2 separate regions of the Homo sapiens genome follow, and region 2 is linked to region 1. Evidence: read pairs that join two places in POLR2A ChIA-PET (ENCODE). Cell type or tissue: MCF 10A. All regions are shown on one strand. Each heading gives the region's core, and the rest is flanking DNA. Links, peaks and the distances in the headings are about the cores only.

Evidence for each region. Peaks named below come from ENCODE experiments on the same cell type or tissue, not always from the same donor. Only the 100,000 strongest peaks of a DNase experiment are listed, where the experiment ranks them.
Region 2: POLR2A ChIA-PET joins it to region 1 with 5 read pairs; 5 of 35 experiments call an interaction of 5 or more read pairs at or near these places.

Annotation. Positions count from the first base shown.
Region 1 is chr6:63,799,427-63,808,094 of GRCh38, forward strand. EYS (eyes shut homolog) reads right to left here. Exons shown (of 43, transcript NM_001142800.2): 37 at 6,764-6,946. SCAT8 (S-phase cancer associated transcript 8) reads left to right here and starts at 7,410. Exons shown (of 2, transcript NR_157848.1): 1 at 7,410-7,460. RefSeq lists an enhancer at 720-789. In MCF 10A, for the core only: a CTCF peak has its summit at 3,380; DNase peaks (open chromatin) are centred at 3,375 and 5,065.
Region 2 is chr6:63,572,323-63,579,109 of GRCh38, forward strand. PTP4A1 (protein tyrosine phosphatase 4A1) reads left to right here and starts at 158. Exons shown (of 6, transcript NM_003463.5): 1 at 158-397; 2 at 4,114-4,663; 3 at 6,115-6,207; 4 at 6,576-6,706. The coding sequence starts at 4,559. LOC128125822 reads left to right here and starts at 158. Exons shown (of 2, transcript NM_001415059.2): 1 at 158-397; 2 at 4,114-6,787. The coding sequence starts at 359. The coding sequence ends at 4,209. LOC124901228 (translation initiation factor IF-2-like) reads right to left here and starts at 1,246. Exons shown (of 2, transcript XM_047419610.1): 1 at 1,210-1,246; 2 at 1-1,108. The coding sequence starts at 1,246. The coding sequence ends at 363. It also overlaps a transcript of LGSN not described here. RefSeq lists enhancers at 1-617, 1-236, 618-1,353, 1,290-1,659, 1,354-2,089 and silencers at 1-319, 620-749. In MCF 10A, for the core only: no CTCF peak of the experiment used is centred there; no DNase peak of the experiment used is centred there.

The DNA of each region.
Region 1 (8,668 bases), core at 2,616-6,615:
TAGATCAGATCCTAACTTCTTCACTACAATCCGAATCAATCAATGCCTACACAGCATTATTAGCTAACTAGGATAGCCTCTGTCCACAGAGAGACTTTCAGTTAGTGAAATAATAAATAAACATGTAATTATTGATTTTTCACCAACTATCCAGCACAGGAATGATGCAGCTGGGAATCCAAAAGAAATGGAAAGAATTTATGATTAATCTTGTTGAGGGACAAGATTAAGATTATGAAATTGCTGCTATTCTAATGCTTTGATTTATGAAAATGGTACCTTCATATAATTCAAAGCAGTGATTGTAAATGACAAAACAGTATTTAATTAGATACCAAATTATAGGATAAAACCACAAGTGCTATGTAGGCTTTGTGTAGGTAGAATATAAGAGATCCAAGTTTGTCAGAGAACATTACATGAATGAGTAGGTACTGGGAGAGGTAAAGAGGACTAGGGCAGGAATTCCAGGCAAGAGGAAGCTTGACGGTGGACTGAACGAGAGCGATGGATCTCAGGTAGCATGAACTGGTTGTTTATGCACTGTTGGAGTCGAGAAGCTGAGCCTGGGCGGGGGAGAATGGAACAGCAAATATCAGCTGGGCTGCTGTAGCACTAATTGTGGAGGATTGCTCAAAGTGAAAGGGAAGGATGAGAAACACATTGGAGGATGTGTTCTGTTCTCTGACGGTTCTCACTGGATGAGATTTCTACTTTCTGACTTCCACGTTTTCTATCACTTACGTATATCTTTGCATTCAGTGCTATTTATATTCCAGATACGTATTAGACATTGTGATAGAGGTTGTGTGTGCCAGACATGGTTCCTGGTTTAGTGTTGTTAATTAACAAAACTTTAAGTACCTGTGTTTTGCTTTTCTAAATTGATTGTAAGTTTTACCACATCAGGGACCATGCATTTTTATATTCATTCTTTAAAAAACTGTTGAGTATTTATATGTGACAGCCACTATTGATATAAAAGGAATGTAGTGGTTCTGGTTTGCAAGATATCCAGATAGTTTTTAAAAGGTATGAGAATTGTTACCAATGAACTGCAGTGAGATTAATTGTTAAATTTTTCTGGAAGAGGCTGGGCGCGGAGTGGCTCACGCCTGTAATCCCAGCACTTTGGGCGGCTGAGGTGGGTGGATCACCTGAGGTCAGGAGTTCATGACCAGCCTGACCAACATGATGAAACCGCGTCTCTATTAAAAATACAAAAAAACCTAGCTGGGCGTGGTGGTGGGTGCCTGTAATCCCAGCTACTCAGAAGGCTGAGGCAGGAGAATCACTTGAACCTGGCAGATGGAGGTTGCAGTAAGCCAAGATCCTGCCACTGAACTCCAGCCTGGGTGACAGAGCGAGACTCCGTCTCAAAAAACAAACAAAAATTTCTGGAAGAGTTAAAGACTCAAAGAAGAATGATCTTTTGAGTTGAGACTTAAAGGGCAGTGTTTTGGAGGCATGCCTATGAAGCATGGGTGGCTCAGGAAGGTGGAACAGCCTGCACAGAAGTGGGGGACACAGTCACATGACACAGGATGTACACATGTGCTAATATTGCCAAGTATGGGGTGGAATGAAACCAAAGGAGATTGTGCAAATGGGTAGGGGCTTGATAAGTGTCTTTGTATATTATGCAGAGGAGCTTAGGTGGTATGCTATGATGAAACATGTTGATTAGCTAAGAAATGTTTGGACTTGTATGTTAGAACCATCCCATGTAACAAAGAGGAGAATAGAGGGGAAGAAGGACATGACTGAGCGGAGAGACTAGAAATGAGGCTATTGCTATTGCAATAGTGTGTGACAGAGAAGCCAGGAGCAATGAGAATAGAAAGAAGGAGAAAAAAACAAAAAGTAACTGGAAAGTAAAATGGAGAGATCTTGTGTTTCATAGAACATGGGGGATGAAATGGAGAGAGACCAGGACCTCGTCTGTCTTGTTAATAACTGCTTCCCCAGCACCTAAAAGAAGGCCTTATCTAGGTGCCCAACCAATATTTGTCCAAATGAATGAAAGGGAAAAATTGAGATGATTCCTGGGTTTCTGGCTGAAGCAGAATGTTTATAACAGTTACCAACAGAAGGGATACAGGAGGGGAAGTCATGTATTCATCTGTGGACTACTGTGGGATATATAGGGTGGGTTCTAGAAGAGCCAGTCTCTAAGATGTACATTACAAGAGAGTGGAGGGCAGGAAAGGAAGAGAAGCTAATGAAGAAAACACCAAATATGACTGCAGAAGCATAGGAAGAGGCTTAGGTTAGGTAAAAATCATAAGTCAAAGGGACATTTTCATGATGAAGTGTTTGACAGGATATTTCCAGAGAGCTCAATGGTGGTGGCAGTATTTGGTGGCAGTATTTGCAAAATGAGTGTTCAGCTTTGAAAGACTCAGAGAAGACTATCATCAGTGTTGTCCCCTTGCTTTTTTATGGACATATCAGAAATTAGAGGTTGGCTTACTCAAGTTATTTTATAAACTCTGGGACTTTGTGCATCTCTTCACCTGAGGAAGATAAAGGCAGCATATGGTATGGTGATTTTTATAGTAACAACCAATATGTAGGTTAAAGATCAATATTACTAGGCAATAACATCTAAATGTATATGTACTACTATAATAACATTGACTTGGGTCATTTCTTCTATAGAATAGATAATTGTAAATTGTATGGTTAATAATAACGATATGTTTTAAAAGACTCACTTCTTTAATTCATAGCTTTATGCTATATAAATTGATGAATAATCCCTATATATGATATTATGGCCAATAATTACATACCTTAGTCCATACTTGCATGTGGTCTAATTTAGCTGGCTCCTGGAGATTTTCAGTAGTTGCCTTCAAATATTACTTGCATAAGGAGGGGAAGAGGAGGGAGAGCATTAGGACAAATACCTAATGCATGCGGGGCTTAAAACCTAGATGACAGATTGATAGATGCAGCAAACTACCATGGCACATGTATACCTATGTAACAAACCTGCACGTTCTGCACATGCATCCCAGAACTTAAAGTAAAATTAAAAAAAAAAACAAATATTAGTTGCATAAAAAGCACCTAAGATTCTTGATAAAATTTTATTTTATTTTATTCTAATTTTTGATTCAAGAAGGCCTGGGAACTAGAGTTTTAACAAGCACATTCATGTTATTTTAATATATGTGTGAAGAGCTCTTATTTGGAGAAACTCTATCTTAAATCATTACACAATATGTATATATTCAATATACATGATTCAATATATTGTATATTGAAACATCACGTTATACCCCATAAATATGTACAATTATTGTGTCCATTTAAAGAAAAAGCTCTTTAGTATGATTTGTATTTTTCAGCTGGTCTTCTTGCTCCCTCATGTGGTGCAATGTGCAACTGTATGTTTTAGAGCTCTCATTTTCAGTTTTTAGAAAATGAACTTCACAGTTTATCAATCTGTTATCTAACCTTTATTTAACCATGCAATAAACCTATAAATGCAAATGTAGAATTAGCATTAATTCCTCTGCATACAAAGCAAAATACTAGAGAGGACTAGAAAATGTCACATGTAAGATTTCACAATTTAGAAATGAGGTGGCTAAAACATTGCTTTATATTTTTTATGTGTGTGTTAAAGATTTTGAAGGAGAATTTGGTAGATGCGTACTAAAGGGTTTTGGTGGCAGTATTTCAGTATCATGGTCCAGGTGTTTGTCTTTTGCTTGGGTTCTCCCTATTTGACTCTATCAGGATTTAGAATATCTGTTTTGAAACAAGACAGACCTAGGGTCTGCAATATTCATTTGAAGTTTTCATTTGCCAGGCTTTTTTTTTTTTCAAATCAGAAGGGTTTAATTGATAAATATATGATAAGTGGTGTGCAGAGTAAAGGGTTAGGAGTAGGAATTCTTTATTTCCCTTCCTGCGCTATAGTGGGCACATTCATAGATATTTATTAAAACCATTGGAGAGAAGCTTTGTGGGTGATACAGTGATAAATCACCATTTCTATAAGTGAGAAGAGAAATTTAGAACTTTGCAGCCAGCCAAAGCCTGTAACAAAGGCTCCACATCCTAATGCAGAACAGGCTGTCCATGCTCAGACAAAGGGGAATTGATGGAAGAGTTGCGAGGAGGGGAACCGCTGGGGAAATACTAATAGAGGACATAGCATTTGAACTGAGAATCCCTAAGAATGACCACTCTTTAGGAATCCTTGTGAAGCTCTGTTGTGGACTTATATCTCATGCAATTATTTGTTCTTATTGTGGTTATTTTATTCATTCATTAAATACTGATTATGGTCAGACACTGGGCTAAGCATGGGTGTATAAAGTTGAACAGGGCTGACTTGATCTCTTTCTATGTAAAGCTCCCATTCTGTTAGTGAAAACAGACAAGAAACAACTATATTAAAAATAAATAAAAGGATACTAAATTAAAGTAATGGCAATGAAGGAAGTAAATAAGAAGCTGAGGTAGAGAATAACTTGGATGGGGTGGGACAAGACTTACTTTGGTGAAGGTGGCTACAGAAGGCCCTTTTGAGAAAAGATACACTACCGTGTTTATTGAGTACAATGATTTTTTTTCTTTTTCTTTTTCTTGAGACAGAGTTTTGCTCTTGTTGCCCAGGCTGGAGTGCAACACTGCAATCTCGGCTCACTGCAACCTCCGCCTCCTGGGTTCAAGCGATTCTCATGCCTCAGCCTCCCAAGTAGCTAGGATTACAGGTGTGCACCACCATGCCTGGCTAATTTTGTATTTTTAGTAGAGACGGGGTTTCTCCATGTTGGTCAGGCTGCTCTCAAACTCCTGACCTCAGGTGATCCACCCACCTTGGCCTCCCAAAGTGCTGGGATTACAGGCGTGAGTCACCGCGCCTGGCCGAGTCCAACAATATTTTAAGAGCTTCCCATGTATTAAGTTCGTTATTCCTCACAACGCTGTAAGGAAATACACTGTTACTATACTCATTTGATAGGTTAGAAAATAGAGGCACAAAGACATTAAGTAACTTGACACATAATTTGCACATGGTGGAGACTGATTCATGTCTACATCACCAGTCTCTAGAGCCTGCTCCCTTGACCACTATGATAGCTATTTCCTGTCAAGGCTGAGGAAAAAGCATGCACCAAACCTCTGAGACAGGAAAGCACTTGGTGGTTAAGGCACTGGAAGAAGAGCTGTAGGAGAAAAGCACAGAGATAGTGAGAGTGGCCTGGTTGTGTTCAGAGATGCAGACTGGGATCTGATCCTGAAGGCCCTTTGAGAACATGATAAGGAGGTTTGGATTGCATTCTAAGTGCAGTAAAAAGCCACAGATGGGTTTTAAACAAGGTTCAGACATGATCTAATAAACCTTTTAAGAGGCTAACTCTTATTACAATGTGGATAATTAATTGCAGGCAGGAAATCAGTAGGGAGACCAGTCAGGAAGAGGTCATGAGGTTTCAGCATAGGGATGGGGAAGAGATTCAAACAAATTTTGGAGGTAGAATGAATAGTACTTTACATGATAGAGTACCCCATCCTAGCAGACATGGTGGGAGTCTGAAATACCACATTTCATTTGGGGTGTAGGCTCCTTTCAGACATATGCTGATACAGAAAAGAGTGTTTGGTATTAAGAGACAGTCACTGATTGAGTTGAAAAAAACAGAATATGTTATTTACCCTAGCACCGTAGAACCACTGACAGCTGAGAGAAAGGTCTTTTTCTGTTACAATATGTTGATCTCACAGATGAAAACACTGAACTCAGAGAAGTTAGGTGATTAATTGCTTAACTGTTGATTGCAGACTTAAAAGTAAAACATAGGTAATTTTCCTTGACTTAGCACATGCATAACTAGTTTCTACTTAAGAGAGACAAATGTAAGTTATAAGTTGATTTCCCACCAATTCCAGGGCACTAGAGTACTTTGTTACAGGCTGAGTACTTTCTTAATTTCTTGCTCCTTTAATTTAGAATGGTTTTCTTTGAGGGCAACAACCATTTCCATTTTATAACACATGGAAAAATGAGAATTTCCCTTCTCTCTTCAGACATGGAAACAGAAAGAAACAGAGGAAAGGACAAATCAATAAACTTACTTCCCATGTGACTTGGTCACCTTCCCTGTCCTCATGTTTGCCTGTAGGAATTTTTTCTTTTGATTATGAAAGGTAGCTGATATGGTTAGGTTTTGTGTTCCCACGCAAACCTCATCTTGAATTGTAATCCCCATAATCCCCAGGTGTCAAGGGAGAGACCAGGTGGAGGTAATTAAATCATGGGGGTGGTTTTCCTCATGCGTTCTCGTGATAGTGAGTGAGTTCTCAGGAGATCTGATGGTTTTATAAGGAGAAATTCTCCCCTTTACTAGGCACGTCTTCCTGCTGCCTTGTGAAGAAAGTACTCTGCTTCCTCTTCCCCTTCCACCATGCTTGTAAATTTCCGGAGGCCTCCCCAGCCATGCTGAACAGTGAGTCAATTAAACTTCTTTCCTTTGTAAATTACCCAGTCTCTGGCAGTTCTTTACAGCAGCATGAAAACTGACTAATACAGTAGCCCTGATGCAAAGTAGAGCTTCAGAAAGGATCAGGGAACTGCTAAGTACTTTGGACTACAGCGAACATGCTCAAGGCAGAAAACAGGAGGAGGCTGCATCTAGGCAAAGGTCTTTTTTTTACCACAGCCAATTAGAGTGTCCCTGAGGAATCTCTAAAGTATTCTTAAAGGAGCGAGGCAAGTCCTAGAGGGTTCAGTTAATCTTACCATGGCCTTTCTGTCCAGTAAAAAATATCAAGTTATTTTGCAGTGCTGAGTGGTTGTTTGCCAGCTGAAACTTCAGGTGGAATTCATAATGGAAGCTGATGTCTGAGATCCGTGAATAAGCCAGGAATGAGGTGTATCCAAAGGCATCTGTGCCACTGAACCTTGGCTGAGTAATATTAATAGCTGTGAAAAAACCCAAACCAAACAGTTAAAATAAACCTGTACATGTATTTGTAAAGTGAGGGTTACGTTTTGCTGATGCATCTGGCCAGATAGTCTGTTTACTATTACATTAATTATACTTTAGTGCCCTTCAGCATTGAGCAACTAAGTGACTCAACAGGAAATTTCAAAACCAGAACAAAGGAAATGCAGTGTTTTGAGATCTTCTATATAATCCTTTCACTAGCATACTCTTTCTACATAATGGATAATTTACTTAAAAAGCAAACCCCTATATTTTGAAACTTAATTTTAGAAATAGAAAAGATTACTGGCAGCCAAACAAAGTATTTACTCAGGTGCCTCGTAAACATGATTTGGCATCCAAAACCTGGATATGACTTAGAGAGGAGCTCACACCTTTGAACAAACTGTGCTTTTCTAATCCTGCACCTTTATCTGAGCCAAAGCCCCAGGTCAGGGCTAGGAAAGTCAAGAAATAGGAAGGAAATCGGTCAGTTTTCTATCATCATTGGTGAGTGACCAGAGCTTTTCTTTAAGTAAAAATAATTGTCTAAAAGAAATGTTCATTATTTCTTTGCTGAGATGCTTCTTAAGTAATAAAAACATGGAATTCAATTGGTGTGAAAGTGTAGGGAGATTTATTAAAAACAGGAAATGGTAAAATTAGATGAAGTTCAAGGGCCAGTGTGAACAAAATAGAATTTAACTGAGGGTTGCTTCTTGTATCGAACTCTTCTCTTTCATTGTACTGTTTCCTTCATAAGTCTCCACTGGTTTTTTAAATCTCCTTACCCAAAGAGGACAACAGAAAATAGAAAGGGGATTTTGACACCCCATTCCTGTCTTTTATGGATGATGTCACCAGATTAAGGGATGTTCCTAGGATCTATTTTTATTGGTTGGGGACAGCTCGGTTGAGGAAATAAGAGCTTATGTTGTTTCCTTCTCAAGAGATGTTGGAACTCCAGGGAAGCTGTAAAATTAGAATTTTTACAAGCCTTAAGAAATATACTCACTCTGGTATGTAACACTTAAAAGAGCTTCTTATGTCTGTTTATAATTGTGTATACAGCAAATAATTTAGGAAAAATGATGCTTATTATCAAAGGCTTGTATATCTTTGTTTTATATGACTATTAAACTAAGATATTTGTGTGAATAAACTGAATACTTTGTTTTGATATTTTATTAAAATCTTATCAGTTTATTATGACTATTAAACTAAGATATTTGTGTGAAGCTGAATACTTTGTTTTGATATTTTATTAAAATCTTATCAGTTTATTCCCTGGGATGTGTGGCATAGGTTAAATGTAATTTTCTCAAAACTCACCAGAATGTGAAGTAGGGACTTTTGAGACATATTGCTTCTTATACTTATTTTTTAATCTAATGAAAACTTTATAATTTGTGTCCCTGAGATAATAACACTCTCAGGTATATCACTTTCAGTAGTACTATGGGGAGGGTGATTGAGGGAAATGAAATGTACTGGAGTTGAAACAGAATAAAAATACTGACCATCATTCAATGTTGGCATTAAAAACTATGAAAATAGAATTCAGTTAAATTTAATACTAAAATAGAAAAGGAATGACTATCTTTTGCTTTTAATATTTCTTCCTGTTAATAATTTACAACTGAGTCTACCTAAAGGTTACATTTAGGCTAGATTGACAAATACGTATCTCATATATATGGTATTTTACTGTCAGAACC
Region 2 (6,787 bases), core at 2,754-6,753, 230 kb before region 1:
GTTCACACCGGCGGCGGCCGCCGCGGAGTGACGTCCGGAGGGGGCGGGCCTCCGCCCCCGCCTGTCGGCTCCTGGCCCGCGGTTCCAGGCCGCGATTGGTGGCTGGAGGGTTGCACGTCGCGCCGGCTATAAAGGGGAGGGCTTGTGACGCAAGGGCGCCTCGGCGCGTGTATTGGCTCCTTCGGCTGCGGGCCGGCTCGGCTACGCGCTCTGCTCCGAGCCGCTCACTGCATGGTAGAGTCTGGTGCCCCCGCCGCCGCCTGCATCGCCGCCACCGCCGCTCCGCCACGACCACCGCCGCCTCCTGCCCTGCAGCCACCGCCACCGCCTGTGTCGCCGCCGCCTCGGGACCGGCTGTATGATTAGGCCACAATCTTCAATGAGTAAACATATTCCTGTGAGTAGCCGTCGCATCGTCGCCTCTCGGGCTGGGAATCCACGACCGGCCCCCCATCCCCGCTGTCGCCTTTGTTCGGAGCCCGGCGTCTCCTCCAGGTTGCCCCGGGTTGCGGTTCCGGTGGGTCCCGGGTGGGAGCGGGCGGGTTATGGCCCTGTGGCCGGCCGATTGCGGCCGGCTGTGCGGAGGCAGATGCCGGGCCCCTCGGGGCTGCGGGGTGGCGGTTGGCCGCCGGAGGCACCGGCTTTTGAGTCCCTCCCGAGCCCGGAGCGACGGGGGCGGCGCGGTCCGGCTTCTGCGGCGGCCGGGGGCAGTTTCGGCTTCCGCAGCGGGCCGGGTGGGTGGCACAAAAGCCGCTTTGTGACCGCCGCCTCCGCCCTTGGCCCTTTGGTCTGGCGCGACCCGTCCGGGCATGGCAGGCTCCGCGGCGTCCCGGGGCCTCTTTGTTCGGCCGGAGGAGAGTGGCTGCACTGGGAGCGGGAGACGTGGCCCGGGGTGGGGCGAGGGCTGCGCGTGTCACTGCGGAGCCGGATACGGGGAGGGCGCGGCGGTGGCGGGTTCGCCTCCAGATCCGGGCGGGCGTGGGGTAGGCCGGACAGCCAGGCACGGGTGGTAACGATCTGGTTCCAGAGCTTCTCGGAGCTCCGGGGTGGGCGCGGGACAGCCACTGGGTGCAGCTACACTCTTGTGCTCGACGGCCGGGACCCGAGCCTCAGACAAAATGGCCTCGGCGCCCGCGCCTGACTGAAGGCGCGGCGCGAACCCGTGATTGCGGCGCGGAGAGGGGGCGCAGCGGGCGTGCTCGGGCGCACACAGCCGCGTGCGCGGGGCGGCGGCCCTCTGGGGCATTCCGCGAGCTGCACCCCTGCCCGGGCCAGAGTGGGGTTCTGCTAGGTGAGAACTTCGGCCGTCCGCCCCGCCCTCCTCCCAGGCTCCACCTGGTAATTCGAGCTGTTCCGGATTTATCGCCCCACCTCGGGCTCGTGATAATGGGAACAAGTCTAGTCTTGTCCTTTCTCTGGGCCAGTCGTCGAGAAATGGCCTGGTTCGGAGCGTCTTGGAAACTGACAGGGCTACTGTTAGTTACACTGACGCGAAGGACTTCCCGTCCGGGCACCAGCATACATTTCCCCTGCCAATTTTGGAAGGGCCCTGGATGGCGCCTTTTAATCGGGGACTGTTTAGAACTATCCCTGAGCTCTGTGGTGTAATATGTTGTTGCCTCCTGTTGGTTTGTGGCAGCAGTAGCCAACCAGAGACGGAATTCTGAGGGTTTTTTATCTTCTGTCCGCGGAGCCCCCTACCAGTCCACGAGTATTAAGTTATTTACACTACGATTGGAACTGTTGACCTGCCCGACATCTAGATCCTGAGGCAGTGCTTCCTGTTACTCAGTCAGTTGAAAACTAGAAAACTAAATCATTCCCAAGAGTGAGCAGCATTTTACACATGCTTTCTTAGGTGCCCTAAGACCTAAATAGATGTGGAACAGACTATACAACGAATTGTTTGTGACAAAGGAGTTACACACATTAATTGGCTTGACTCTGCAGTATAATAATGATTTAAGCTTCTGCACAGAGATTACTCTTTCCTCCTCTCCCTTCTTGTATATGATTGTGATTATAATGCAACTGATAGGTGGGAGGGAAAAAATCCCCATTATGGATAGTTTTTCCTGTGGGTAGGAGATTGGGAATGGAGGAGTGTCTTGGGCGGAACAGAAATCTATCGGTGGCCACCACTGCTTTAACAGACGAGTCCCCCCATCCACTAGGTGGCTCCACTCAGTAAAAATAACCATTTCAGGAAGGGAATTCTTAATATAGTTCTTTCTCTGCTTCCTGATGAAAGTGCTTACTTACATGAAGGGATATGGCCAGACTAGGTTGTAGCCGACAGGAGTTTTAGCTATTAAATATGGAAATAGTGGTGTGAAATACTGCCTCAAATTAGCTTTTAATTGAAAAAAAGGTAATACCTAGAAATTAGAATACTGTGATGAGTCATTATAAAGCTTTTAAAGATCATTGTATGTCATTGGGAAAGTGTCAGAATACACTTTTTATTCTACGGAGGTTGTATTTAGAATTTGGGGTGAAAGTATAATGAAATTATTTTCAGATTACTACAATCTGTATTCACTGTAACTGTGATGGCTTTGTAATTTAGACACTTAATTTTTTAACCCAGCTGACCAACTAGGTGAAGTAACCTCTGAGGGCTTGTTTGAACAAACTTGTGATAATGAAAGTTACCTTTTTTATGGGACCTTTTGATAAATGATTGTTAATGCTAGTTGTATGTTTTACCAGAAAAGTAGACTGGGTTTTTGACTTGATGTTTTCTGCAGTAATCATCATAAGAATTATTCTTCAAAATTTAGCAAAGTTCTAGAAACTATAACTAGCATGGGACTATTTAAAGGTGTAAAATGGAAATGGGAGCAGATCGTTTGAATTTTAATTTTAAGACTTCAAATGCTTAAATTTAAGCATGGAAACTAATGGAACCTTTTGTTAAAACACTTTGGTAATGAGAGTACACATGAAGTGCTTGAGGCAGTGACTATGAATTACTGCTCTTGTTAACCTGTTATTAATACTTTCCTTAGTGCCCTCTTTACTCCCGAGTACACAAGTACCTTATAAACTATTTGGAAGAAGACTGATTATTAACATCAGTGTCTTCCATGTACATATTTTAAAAATATGCTGTGACTATTGGTTTAATGTTTGATATTGGCATAAAAATGGTTTAGTTCTTAAGGGGGAACTTAGAGAAAATATAAATACATTCATATTTGTTTATATTTATTGGTTACAGTAGTTACCTTGCTTTTGAGACCTGCCACTTCCACCTTCAACATCCCTTTGTCCGCCTTCTCTGAGTTGGATTTCAGTTTTGAGTTGTATATGTGAAATTTTGGTTTTAAAATACAAAAGAACATTATTAAAATTATGAATATTTTCTTTACAGTTATAAATGAGAGTTGTTTCCTTTTTAGATTCATAAGCATACATTCTTATGATATTTCACATAACAAGTTGATTTTCAGAGACTCATTTTCCTCGTCTTCAGTTTAATGGGAATGATAACAGATTGTTAAGGATAAAGTGAGATTCTAAATATAGGACTTAAATCAGTCTAAGAAAAGGATATAAAAGCATAAAGTTGGAAAAGAACTTAGATGTTTCAGTTTATGAGTTAAGTAAATTATGCAAGACTAATAACTTCAGAGTTATCTGGAGTTTGTATTAATGTGTAAAAATGTTTTTGTTAGTTGGAAAAATCAACATAAAGTGTATGTAATTACAATGTAAAGAAAACAACTATCGAAAGGGATAATTATTAGAATCATATAATTATATATTATATATAGATAGTATATATACAGAGAATATAACTAGATAGAATATATATGAATATATATATGAATTTCACAAAAATGTAACAATGGGTTTGGTTTTTTTTTCTGAGGAATCTTGGTAATAGATCATGGATTTCAGTTTAATCTATCTGACTGCTTGTTTTATGCTGATTGATTTAATCTGTACTCACCCCTTGAGTTTTGCAATTCAAGTAAAAGTCGATGAAGCGGCTCAGGCCCTGCTTTAGAAAAATAGTTGTGTACTTAAATAGTGTAAAACCCTAATGTATTTCTTTTGAATTGGAAAATAACTTATTCTCTCTTTCTGTCTTTTTCTTTTAAACAGCAATTCTGTGGTGTTCTTGGTCACACATTTATGGAGTTTCTGAAGGGCAGTGGAGATTACTGCCAGGCACAGCACGACCTCTATGCAGACAAGTGAACTGTAGAAACTGATTACTGCTCCACCAAGAAGCCCCCATAAGAGTGGTTATCCTGGACACAGAAGTGTTGAATTGAAATCCACAGAGCATTTTACAAGAGTTCTGACCTGGATGGGGTAAACCTCAGTGCACTTCTTTTCTGTTGGCCTCAGTATTACTGGATTGAAGAATTGCTGCTTCTTGTTAGGAGGTTCATTTCACTTATCATTACTTACAACTTCATACTCAAAGCACTGAGAATTTCAAGTGGAGTATATTGAAGTAGACTTCAGTTTCTTTGCATCATTTCTGTATTCAATTTTTTTAATTATTTCATAACCCTATTGAGTGTTTTTTAACTAAATTAACATGGCTCGAATGAACCGCCCAGCTCCTGTGGAAGTCACATACAAGAACATGAGATTTCTTATTACACACAATCCAACCAATGCGACCTTAAACAAATTTATAGAGGTAAGATTTGATATGTTTTAGTAGCTTAAATTGATTGCAATATAATAGTGGGACTTATAGCTAACAAAATAAAAACTACTTTGGAAAAAATGAGATGATATACCTACAATTCCAGTTCCCAGAAATAAATGTCAATGTCTTCTATAGGTTAGAGGTATATTTGTACATTTTGAGAAGGGCATGTGCTTGAGTTAATAGTTATTGTACCTGAGTTTGCTTGAATTGGTATGTGGACAGTAAAACAGTATAGCTCTTACTTATCTTGTAAGAAATTTACATGGGAAAGGTTGCCATTTATGGATTTTTTATATATCTGCTTAACCTAATGACTAATGCCATAAACCAGTTGGTTTTTCTTGAACCCCATCTGATGCTTAGAATCCAATTTTCAACTACAAATTCTGTTCCTTCCTAATGGTAGCTATGTAGCCAAAACTCTACCTGCCTCTTTTTACTAGGAGAAAGGAATTGAATGCTGAATAATATATCGGGATGTGCACATGTTTTATTTTATAAATACCTACAGTTGTTAAGAAATAGCAAATAGGCCTCTCAGAACATAATGGAAATACTTTTTTTTCCTTTTTTTGAGATGGAGTCTCGTTCTGTCACCCAGGCTGGAGTGCAGTGGCATGATCTCAGCCCACTGCAACCTCTGCCTCCCGGGTTCAAGCAATTCTCCTGCCTCAGCCTCCCAAGTAGCTGAGACTACAGGCGTACGCCACCTTGCCCAGCTAATTTTTGTATTTTTAGATGTAGTTTCACCATATTGGCCAGGCTGGTCTCGAACTCCTGACCTCAGGTGAGCCACCACGCCTGGCTGGGAAATACTTTAATGGTACTTTAATTTTTATTACTATATATTATATATACACTAATATATACTATATAGTGTATATAATAGTATATTATATTAGTAATATGTAATTAGTAATAATGCATTTTGAAGCCTGTAGTTTTAAATGGTATGTGGGCTTTTTTACTGTAGTTAAGACTTCATTCAATGTAAATCAGTAAAGTTTAAGGAGTGAGTATAATTGAGTGAAGTCAGATTACCCGATTAGTTATAAATAATGCCTTTAGTTACATTTACCTTTGTCTGCATTGCTGCTAGCCCCTTTTGGTTAATGTTTCATCCCAATCCGGTATTACCATGACTGTAAACAACTTCAGTGTATGAAGGGGGCACACAATTTAAACAAAAGAAGGAAAACTTTTCCAGTTTATTAAAAATATGTATGGTATTTAATATTCACTTTTCTTTTTATATTCTAGCATTGTCACTTAAAACAAAATTTGCTTTTGTGTTAAACATAAATGGATTCTAGCATTCTTTAAATGATCTTCTGTTAACCAGCATACTTACTGATCAGAGATGATCAGAATATAAAATGTTGAGTTATAGTGATGTGGTTAAACATTAAGATTTTTTTAATGTACGTTTTATCCAGGAACTTAAGAAGTATGGAGTTACCACAATAGTAAGAGTATGTGAAGCAACTTATGACACTACTCTTGTGGAGAAAGAAGGTATCCATGTTCTTGTAAGTATTTAACAGTTCTTATGGGTTTATGGTGCTGTGCTACAAAAGTTTATTCAAATAGTAAATTCAAATAAATATCTATTTAAGTCATAAATAGACCTCAAAAAGCTAAAAACAAATATTATATTATTGTGCAGAATCTTAATTTCTAAATAAAGGTGAAAAGCTAAGCAAGGATTTGAAGTTGTGAAACATTTTTGTAAAGATTGAGCATTTAGTCACATTTGGTAGACAACAGGGTTTAATAAGATTTGATTAAACATTAAAATGAGAATGCTTTTGAAAACATTTCCATGTTAGAAATTTAGAATTATTACTACAGTGTTTATATTAATGATCTAAAATGTTTAAATATTCTTCTGACTTAGGATTGGCCTTTTGATGATGGTGCACCACCATCCAACCAGATTGTTGATGACTGGTTAAGTCTTGTGAAAATTAAGTTTCGTGAAGAACCTGGTTGTTGTATTGCTGTTCATTGCGTTGCAGGCCTTGGGAGGTAAATGAATTTATCAATTTGATTCTAGGTAAAAATCTATTGATAATGAAAATACAGAAACTTGAAAAATTCTTATAATTT